Regions from separate parts of the Homo sapiens genome. Here region 1 is linked to region 2. A link is a contact called in ENCODE Hi-C data. All regions are on one chromosome and are shown on one strand. Each heading gives the region's core, a stretch centred on a gene start or an enhancer-like site at or near the end of the contact. The rest is flanking DNA. Distances are from core to core; before and after follow the strand shown. Region 1 holds the start of MPC1-DT (MPC1 divergent transcript). Region 2 has its middle 17 kb from the start of LINC00473.

Evidence for each region. A loop is a pair of places that touch in the nucleus more often than their neighbours do. Pooled maps may share reads with other maps.
Region 1: a map of ascending aorta shows a loop between it and region 2 (4-fold over the local background). The contact joins the promoter of MPC1-DT here to the enhancer-like site in region 2. A Hi-C loop is called at or near these places in 2 of 168 maps with a recorded cell type or tissue (ascending aorta and sigmoid colon) and 1 of 50 pooled maps.

Annotation. Positions count from the first base shown.
Region 1 is chr6:166,381,115-166,385,204 of GRCh38, forward strand. MPC1-DT (MPC1 divergent transcript) reads left to right here and starts at 2,064. Exons shown (of 1, transcript NR_189630.1): 1 at 2,064-4,090. MPC1 (mitochondrial pyruvate carrier 1) reads right to left here and starts at 1,826. Exons shown (of 5, transcript NM_016098.4): 1 at 1,692-1,826. The coding sequence starts at 1,762. RefSeq lists an enhancer at 969-1,148 and silencers at 1,509-1,608, 1,759-2,498.
Region 2 is chr6:166,003,414-166,007,360 of GRCh38, forward strand. No RefSeq gene overlaps it. Among named protein-coding and RNA genes, the nearest start is that of LINC00473, 17 kb to the left of the region's middle. RefSeq lists an enhancer at 3,035-3,567. Within about 2 kb of position 2,143, at least 14 of the 41 ENCODE cell types and tissues checked have a DNase peak (open chromatin) inside an H3K27ac peak, as active enhancers do.

The DNA.
Region 1 (4,090 bases), core at 814-3,313, 380 kb after region 2:
TTCAAAGCTGTAGAGAAACTTAACAGCAAGGATTGAGAGCATACCCTCAGACTGCTACCTTGTTCACATTTTTACTACCATTAATCTGATACATTGCTGTGCTCCACAGTGCTAAACACCCATCTTAATTAATAGTAGTTCTATTTAAGCATAGAAATGTCTTTTTTTGAAAGTCAGAAGTGAAGCTTCTGTTTACAAGTTTACCATATGGCAGACTGAATTATTTTTCCTACCCTACTGCTCTATAAAAGTAGAAGTAAACAGTATTTGCAATAAAATTCAGGATTTAAAACTTTTTTATTGCTAAAATCAAGTTGCCTTCATACTATCCCTTTTGTGTGGTTATAACAGGATTTATTCCTCCTCAGCTTTCATCTCTTTACCTCTTGACCACACTATTAACTACCGAAAAAAAACCGCAGCTGTACACGTACCTAGGTTTTAAAATCATACACTGAAAAACTAACTAAAATTACACTCCTAAATAACCTAAAACTGCTTCAAAGTTATATTCAATATTTTGAAATAAAAGCAAGCGCCCCAAGATGAGAGGTGCAAATAAATTATAGAAAGTGTATTTTCAGGCTTTCCAACCGCGAATGCTCTTTGTTTCTAACTGGAAAGGAGGAGTTAACAGAAAATAGAACAAGAAGAAAAAGTATGACCTTAGAGACACGTCACTTTACTTTGGTTGACAGAATTTCGTATATAAAAACATCTTAAATTGTACTTCCTCCCAAGCTTAAAGTCCTTAGAATGAGAAAACCGAAAGGCGAACCCAAGGCCAGCACATTTTATTTCCGCTGTCCCAGAAGCGCGCTGGGCGCACCCGAAGCTCCGCTCCAACAGCGCCGCGCCGCGCTCTCAGCAGCGCCTCCCGCTGGCGTCTCCCCACCCCACACCCAGGTCGCCGCCTCTGGCACACCTGGACGGCCGCAGGTGACCGGCGACCCACTCCGAGGATCTGGTAGAAACCGGCCAGGAAACCACTCCCGCCCGGAGGAGCGAGCCACTGTCAACTGGCCCGGAGGGACGTGCCCACTGCCAACCATGGGAGAGGAACGAGCCTCTGTCACCCCTGCCGGGTCACCCTGCCCTGAGGGGCGCCCACTGTCACCCCTGCCGGGAGAGGCGTCCCCATGGTCACCCTGTCCTGAGGAGCGCCGTCGCTTTCGTCCCTCCAGGTCCCCACTGCCACTCTGGCCGGGAAGGGCGTCCACTGTTATGCCTACCAGGAGAGGCGTCCCCAGTGTCACCTTGGCCAGGAGGGACGCCCACCGTCACCCACTCCCTGAAGGGGACTCAATGTCACCCCTGCCTTGAGGGGCGCCCACTGTCACCCTGCCGGGAGAGGACACCCACTGTCACCCCCGCCCTGAGGAGCGCCCACTGTCACCCTGCCGGGAGAGGACACCCACTGTCACCCCCGCCCTGAGGGGCGCCCACTGTCACCCCCGCCCTGAAAGGCGCCCACTGTCACCGGCTCTCTACGCCGTCCGCTTCGGGGTGTGGCGGTCCGGGAGGGATCCGGGTGGGGCCCCCCTGACAAGCGCACCCTCTCGCCTGGGCCCCGGCCCACCCGCTGCCCGGGGCCACCGCGTCCTCGCGGCCGCCCTCGTCGCGGACTGCACGGGTCGCAGCCTCCCGGGAGCCCCTCCGGGTTGCGGGGTTCGGCCTGCGGCGCTCGTCACCTCATGAGGTAGTCCCGGAAATCCTTGCTTCGGACATAGTCCGCCGCTTTCCGCACCAACGCGCCCGCCATGGCTGTGCCGACACCAGACCCCGAGTGGTCCCTGCCTCTGCTGCCGCTTCCCAGAGCCAATGACACCCCGGCCAACCCCCCGGCAGCCGACGGCGAGCCAGCCCGAAGGCCCGCCTCACGACACCCGGCCACGCCTTACGGCCGCGCCGCGCCGCCCGGCTCTCGGCCAATGACAGGGCGCAGGGCCAGAGATGGTGGCGCGGACTGGCTGGCTCGTGCCGCACGCCTCCTTCCCGCCCTCGGTGGCGCACGGGGGCGGGGCCCGCTGCCGTAAAACGGCTGGGGCTGGGCCGGGGCTGGCAGGCGGTTGCTAGGCTCCAGCGGCTCCCGGCCAGCGGGGACGTGGAGGTGACATTTCTCTGACCCACAGGACTGTGGGCGCCCTGCCGAGCGTCGCGCGGTCTTGGGGCGACCTGCAGTGGGGCCCCTGCGGCGCAGCGCGCGGTGGGACTGGCCGGGTTCCCGCGCCGCCCAGGGCCTGTGTCTGCGCCGGTTCCTGGCAAGGGCACCTTGGCCGGGCGGCCCGCGTCCCCTGCGCTTCCCACACCCACGTGGGCGGACCCGGCCCGCAAGCTGGGCCAGCCTGCGGTTTCCGGGCACTGGGGAGTGCGCAGAGCCCCGGGCCAGCGACCGCAGCCGGGGCCCCTGGCTTCTCCCGAGCACTTTCCCCCGGACCGGTCCCTCCAGGGTGGCGGGCGGCACCCAGGGCCGGCGCTCCTCACCAACGCGCTGCAGCTACGGGCTCAGGAGGGAGCCGCAGCGTCGGAGGAGGAAAGCATTTAAGAATAGCACAAAGCCTTAGGCTCGAGGAAGCGTGACTGCTTACGTGTTGAAAATAAAGGTTCTGTAAGTCCCACCGCGGGTGCATATTGAAAAGAAAGGGATCATTAGCACGCGACCCTCGCCTAGGAGTATATAAACCGCAGCACGACTTTCGGATCACAAAGGCAGAGAAAAGAACACATTGAAGGCTTTTGCTCACTTTTCCAAGTTGTTTCGTTTCGTTTTGTTTCTAATGTGGACGATCATTTAAAATGCCTCTGGTGGCCGGGCGCGGTGACTGACGCCTGTAATCACAGCACTTTGGGAGGCCGAGGCGGGCGGATCACCTGAGGTCAGGAATTCGAGACCAGCCTGGGCAATACGGTTAAACCCCCTCTCTACTAAAAATAAAAAAATTAGCTGGGCGTGGTGGCATGTGCTTGTAGTCCCAGCTACTTGGGAGGCTGAGACAGAAGAATCGCTTGAACCCGGGAGGCGGAAGTTGCAATGAGCCAAGATTGCGCCATTGCATTCCAGCCTGGGCAACAGAGCAAGACCCTGTCTCCAAAAAAAACAAATAAATATAACAAAATTCCTCTGGTAGCCGGGTGCGGTGGCTCACGCCTGTAATCTCAGCACTTTGGGAGGCTGAGGCAGGTGGATCACTTGAAGTCAAGAGTTTGAGACCAGCCTGGCCAATATAGTGAAACCTCATCTCTACTGAAAATACAAAAATTAGCCAGGCGTGGTGATGCGCTCCTGTGATCCCAGCTACTCGGGAGGCTGAGGCGTGAGAATCGGTTGAACCCGGGAGGTGGAGGTTGTAGTGATCCGAGATTGTGCCATTGCACTCCAGCCTGGGCAACAGAGGGAGATCCTGTCTCTAAAATAAAAAATAAAAGAAATGCCTTTGGTGAACAGGAATTCTCAACATTAGTGACCCGCAGTGTATTAGTGTTAATAATGGACATCCCCTTTGATCCAGCAAGCCCATCTAGAGATTTCCTAGGATAGACAAGCCAGTTTGTGCAATTTCATGTGTACAGCATTGTTTTTAGTATGGAAAGATTAGAGTTTACATATCTACCCATAGGGAGAGAGTTAAATAAATTATGGTGCATCCGTTTAGTGGATTAGTATACAGCCATTAGGAATAAAGGAATTCTTTATGTGCTGATATGAAATATCTTTTTTATTTTCAAGAAAAAAACCCAGGTTCTGAATAGTGTATAAAGTATGCTACTCATTGTGCATAGGGACAAAGAAAATATATACATTCATGTTTGCAAAGATACTGGAGAAATGTTAGTAGTGGCTGCCTCTAAGGATGACCAAGAGTGACACTGACTTTTCATTGTATCTTCCTTTGTTCTTTTTGAAATTTGTACAGTCTACTTATGCTATCTATTCAAAATAAGTGGTGTTAAGAAGAAATGCCTTTGAGAATGAAAATGGTAAGCCCTTGATTGAGTGGGGTTCATTTTCTGTTAGGATCGTGGTCTCTATTGGTCACAGCTGACCTTGATCGTCACTGAAAGTGTATCTCATTACACAATATTGCAGTCT
Region 2 (3,947 bases), core at 893-3,392:
TGGTTTAAATGACTCTGAGTTCCCATAAGCGATATTCCTTAATATAAAATCATAAACTAGAACAGGTTCCTTAGAGTAGACAGAAAGATGGCCCCAGGATGTCCATGTCCTAATCCCCACAGCCTGTGACTGTCACCTGACATTGCAAAGGGGATTTTTGCAGATGTCAAGGGCATGGAGCTTGAGATGGAGAGACCAACCTAAATGATCCAGGTGAGCCTGCCCAATTTAATCGTGTGAATCCTGAAAAGAGGAATTCCTTCCTCAGCTGTTCAGAGGGAGAGGGAGCCTGGCAGGCTCTGACCATGGAGGAAGGGGCTGTGAGCAGAGGAATGCAGGCAGGGGCCAGGAGAGGGATTCCCCGAGAGTCTGCAGGGGAACAGAGCCCGCCCACAACTTCATTTCAGTTTACACTTCTGACCTGCAGAACTGTAAGACCATAAATCATAGATTTTTGCAGTTCTAAGCTACCACATTTGTAGTAATTTATTACAGCAGCAATAGGAAACTAATACACTTAGGTTAGCAGTAACCAAAAACACTGAAATTACTTGTCTTCACAAAATCCATTCTATGTTCGGCAGTGCACGTGGTGAGGCACTATCGAAGGGAAGAGCCAAATGATGTAAGAATGTAGTCTGCTCCCCCAAATTCTCAAATAGACAGGGTGATCTTTTTAAAAGACGTAAATGAGCAAGAGAACCCTAGTGGTTTTTGGTATCTTATCTCACTTTGTTTTTAAGGAGGCAGAGGGTCCATTTCAAGCTGGGGGTGCCTGAGGGTGCTGACACCATGCCTGGGGGTGCTCTTCCCAGAAGGCAATTTGAAGAGGAAACCTGGGTGAAGCATCTGTGCTAACAGACATTCATGTTTGTTTGTTTGTTTTGTTGTGGTTATATATATATATGTGTGTGTGTGTGTGTGTGTGTGTACACACACATATATATGTACATATATATAAAATATATATATATATAAATTTTCCATTGTCGCCATCTTTAAGGATACAATTCAGTGGCATTGATTAAATTCATGATGTTGTGATATGAGCGCCATGATCTATTTCCAACACTTTTCATCATCCCCAACAGAACAATATTCTACCTATTGAACAATAACTCCCGACACCCCTCCCCCAGCTCCTTGCAACCACCACTCTACTTCCTGTCTCTATGAATTTGTCTACTCCAGGGACTTCCTGTAAGTGGAATCCTGCAGGGTTTGTCCTTCTGTGACTGGCTCGTTTCACTGAGCACAATGTTCTTATCCAGGTTGCGGCACGGGTCAGTGCTCCCTTCCTTAAGGCTGATGCTCCATTGCATGGATGCACCATGTTTTGTGTATTCGTTCATCGGTTGAGGGGCACCGGGCTGGTCCCTCCTCTTGACTATGGTGAATACTGGCTATGGCTGTTGTGAATCCTGGTGCGCAAGCATCAGACATTCCCGTTTTTAGTTCCAGGGACATGGGGTGCCTTCTGCCCCAGGGGGTTTGAAAGCTCCATGTCCCTGGGACATTATGAATGGCACATCTCCCTCCCCAAGTGGATGTAGTGTAGCGGGATTGATGGGGGAAGTTTAGGCACTGGCTGATTAAAATGTTTATAGAATGACTTATGGACTTGGAATTGCGAGGGTTGGACGTACTTGAGCTTTTTAGTTTTTTGGATGTCCACGTGCCAGACGTGCCACGTGCCATTACTACTTTTTGATAATTAGTAATGGAATTTTAAGGCCTGTTTTTTGTTTATCAGTCTCTCTAATTCCTTCTCGATCTCGCTACATTTCGAGTAGACGTGTAGAAATTTAAGGCTGGAGGGCTGAATCAGGGCTAGCCGATACAATTACTTTTCTAGCGTCCTTAGGGGGACATCTTGCCAGTCATTCTGTTCTGAGACCGTGAGAAAACCACTGGTCTGGAAGCCCAGGTGTTCCATGCCGTCCTTGGCTTGTTTTGCCTGGATATCAGAAGCAGCATTTGTGCGTGGGTCCAGCAGTGGCATTTGTCCCCGCACCATCTTCGGGGCTGGCCCGGAGCCCAGGTCCTCCTACTGCCCGGGAGCAGTGGCCGCAACTCCAGGCTGAGGCCTGGCTCTGTCCACTGGGAACCACGCGTGGGTGCAGGCACCGGGCCTTGGATCACACTTGCGCACTCCGAGCACAGCGCATTACTCTTTTTTTCCTGCCCAGATGACTTTAAATAGAAAAATAGCCCTGACTCTAGCATGTTCTCAGCCCGTGAACAATGGGTATTTGCTGGACAAGCGGCTGCGGGCCCCGTCTGCAGGCAGCTTGGGCCTGTGGGGAGGTTCCCGTGACTGCAACTCCCCGGGGCCTCGGAACACAGGACCCCAGGCTCCCAGCCCTACCTCCTTCCTCGGAGGGAGGGGAGGGCTGTGACCCCCTTCCTGGGGGGCTGTGAACTGCCCCCTCCCAGGTGCCTCCCTCTTTCACTCTCCCCTCGGAGGACTAGGGCTCCACAGGGGCAGGGGGATCACATAGGGTGGCACCCGTCACTACAGAGGGGTGCAGGGTTGCAGTAGCGGGGGCTGGGTTGCCTGGGGGACTCGAAGAGTCGCGGGAGCCGTGCGGGGACGAGTGCAGTGGTGCGTGGGGGTCGTGGGGATGGCGACAGCGGGGGCGGGAGCTGAAAAGGCGCGGGGGTGGCTAAGGGACCCTGCGCAGGAGCTGCCGGCCCTCGCGCGCCCCTCGCGGGCCCCCCGGGCCCCCCGCCCGCCCGCGGCTGCTGCCGTCAGAGCTGCCTGCGTCAATGCTGCTTGGTGACACACACAGCTTTTTTTCTTCTGCTCCTTTTTCTCAATGAGAGGAGCCTAATGGGATTCTTATTATCAGACTCATAAATCAAACCGTTAGGCCGTCACGTCTGGCACGTGGACAACACCCCCATCCCCCGCGGCAAACGGAGAGGGCTAGAGCTGCGTTTTCCCCTTTTCAAGAAAAACTTCAAATATTTTATCTTTATATTTTGAAAATCGCAGTAATGCACAGAGCTCGGCTTGCTGTGGCTGGTGCAGCTCTACACGGATGCAGAGCTGGTCCTCCCGTTCCCTGGAAATGGTTTTGCAAAGTTGTTGGTTTTGCAAACAATAAAAGGGTAAAAAATGGGGTTTGCAGGCAAATCGGTTGGTTAGAGGGAACCCACAGATATTTCAAGCTACTGCAACACGAATCGATTAAACATTGTATCAGAGGGGGTTGTGGGCACAGACTTTGGGGCAGCCCTGCCCTGATGCTTGTGCAACTGACACAAAACAAAACCCCAGCTATGAATGCAAATCAAGGAGCAAAGACGTCAGCAACTAAGGCGATCTGGAGCGCTAGGAATCCTGAAAGCTTCTGCATTCTCATAGCTACTTGCATGCAGATTTCTAATAAGATAAATCGGCACTGGTGTATCTAATTAATGGTTGTCCTCCAACAAGCCACTGGATAGCACTTATTAGCCATGGGAGGTAGGAAGCCAGGTTAACCCCCAAAGGAATCTCAGTGCAGCCCCTTCCTCATTTTGGTCAGAGACTCAACCAGAGTGTGGAAGCGGAGCAAAGTCAAAAGGGGTCCAGGGACTAAGGCGTTGAGGCAAGGACCCTCAGAGAGGGAGGTCCCAGCTTCCACAGTCGGACACAGAAAAATATTCCACTCTTGGGAATTGCCTCTTGTGCGAAGCCATATATATTTAGGGGTCTTCTACAGGGAACTGTGAAAGGTCTGCAAGCCCGTCATCTGGTCACTCTGAAGCCAGGTCTCCAGAGCTTCCCTGATGAAATTGTCCTGCCTGTGATGGGGGAGTGTTCTCGGAACCTTTGGGACAGCCTCTGCTGGCTCAGATCAAAACTTCACAGAGCTCAAGGCATGGTCTTCAATTAAAAGCTTGGACCACATGTCAGGTGGGCAGAGGGCTACCGCTTTAGGGTAAAGTGGCTACAAGGA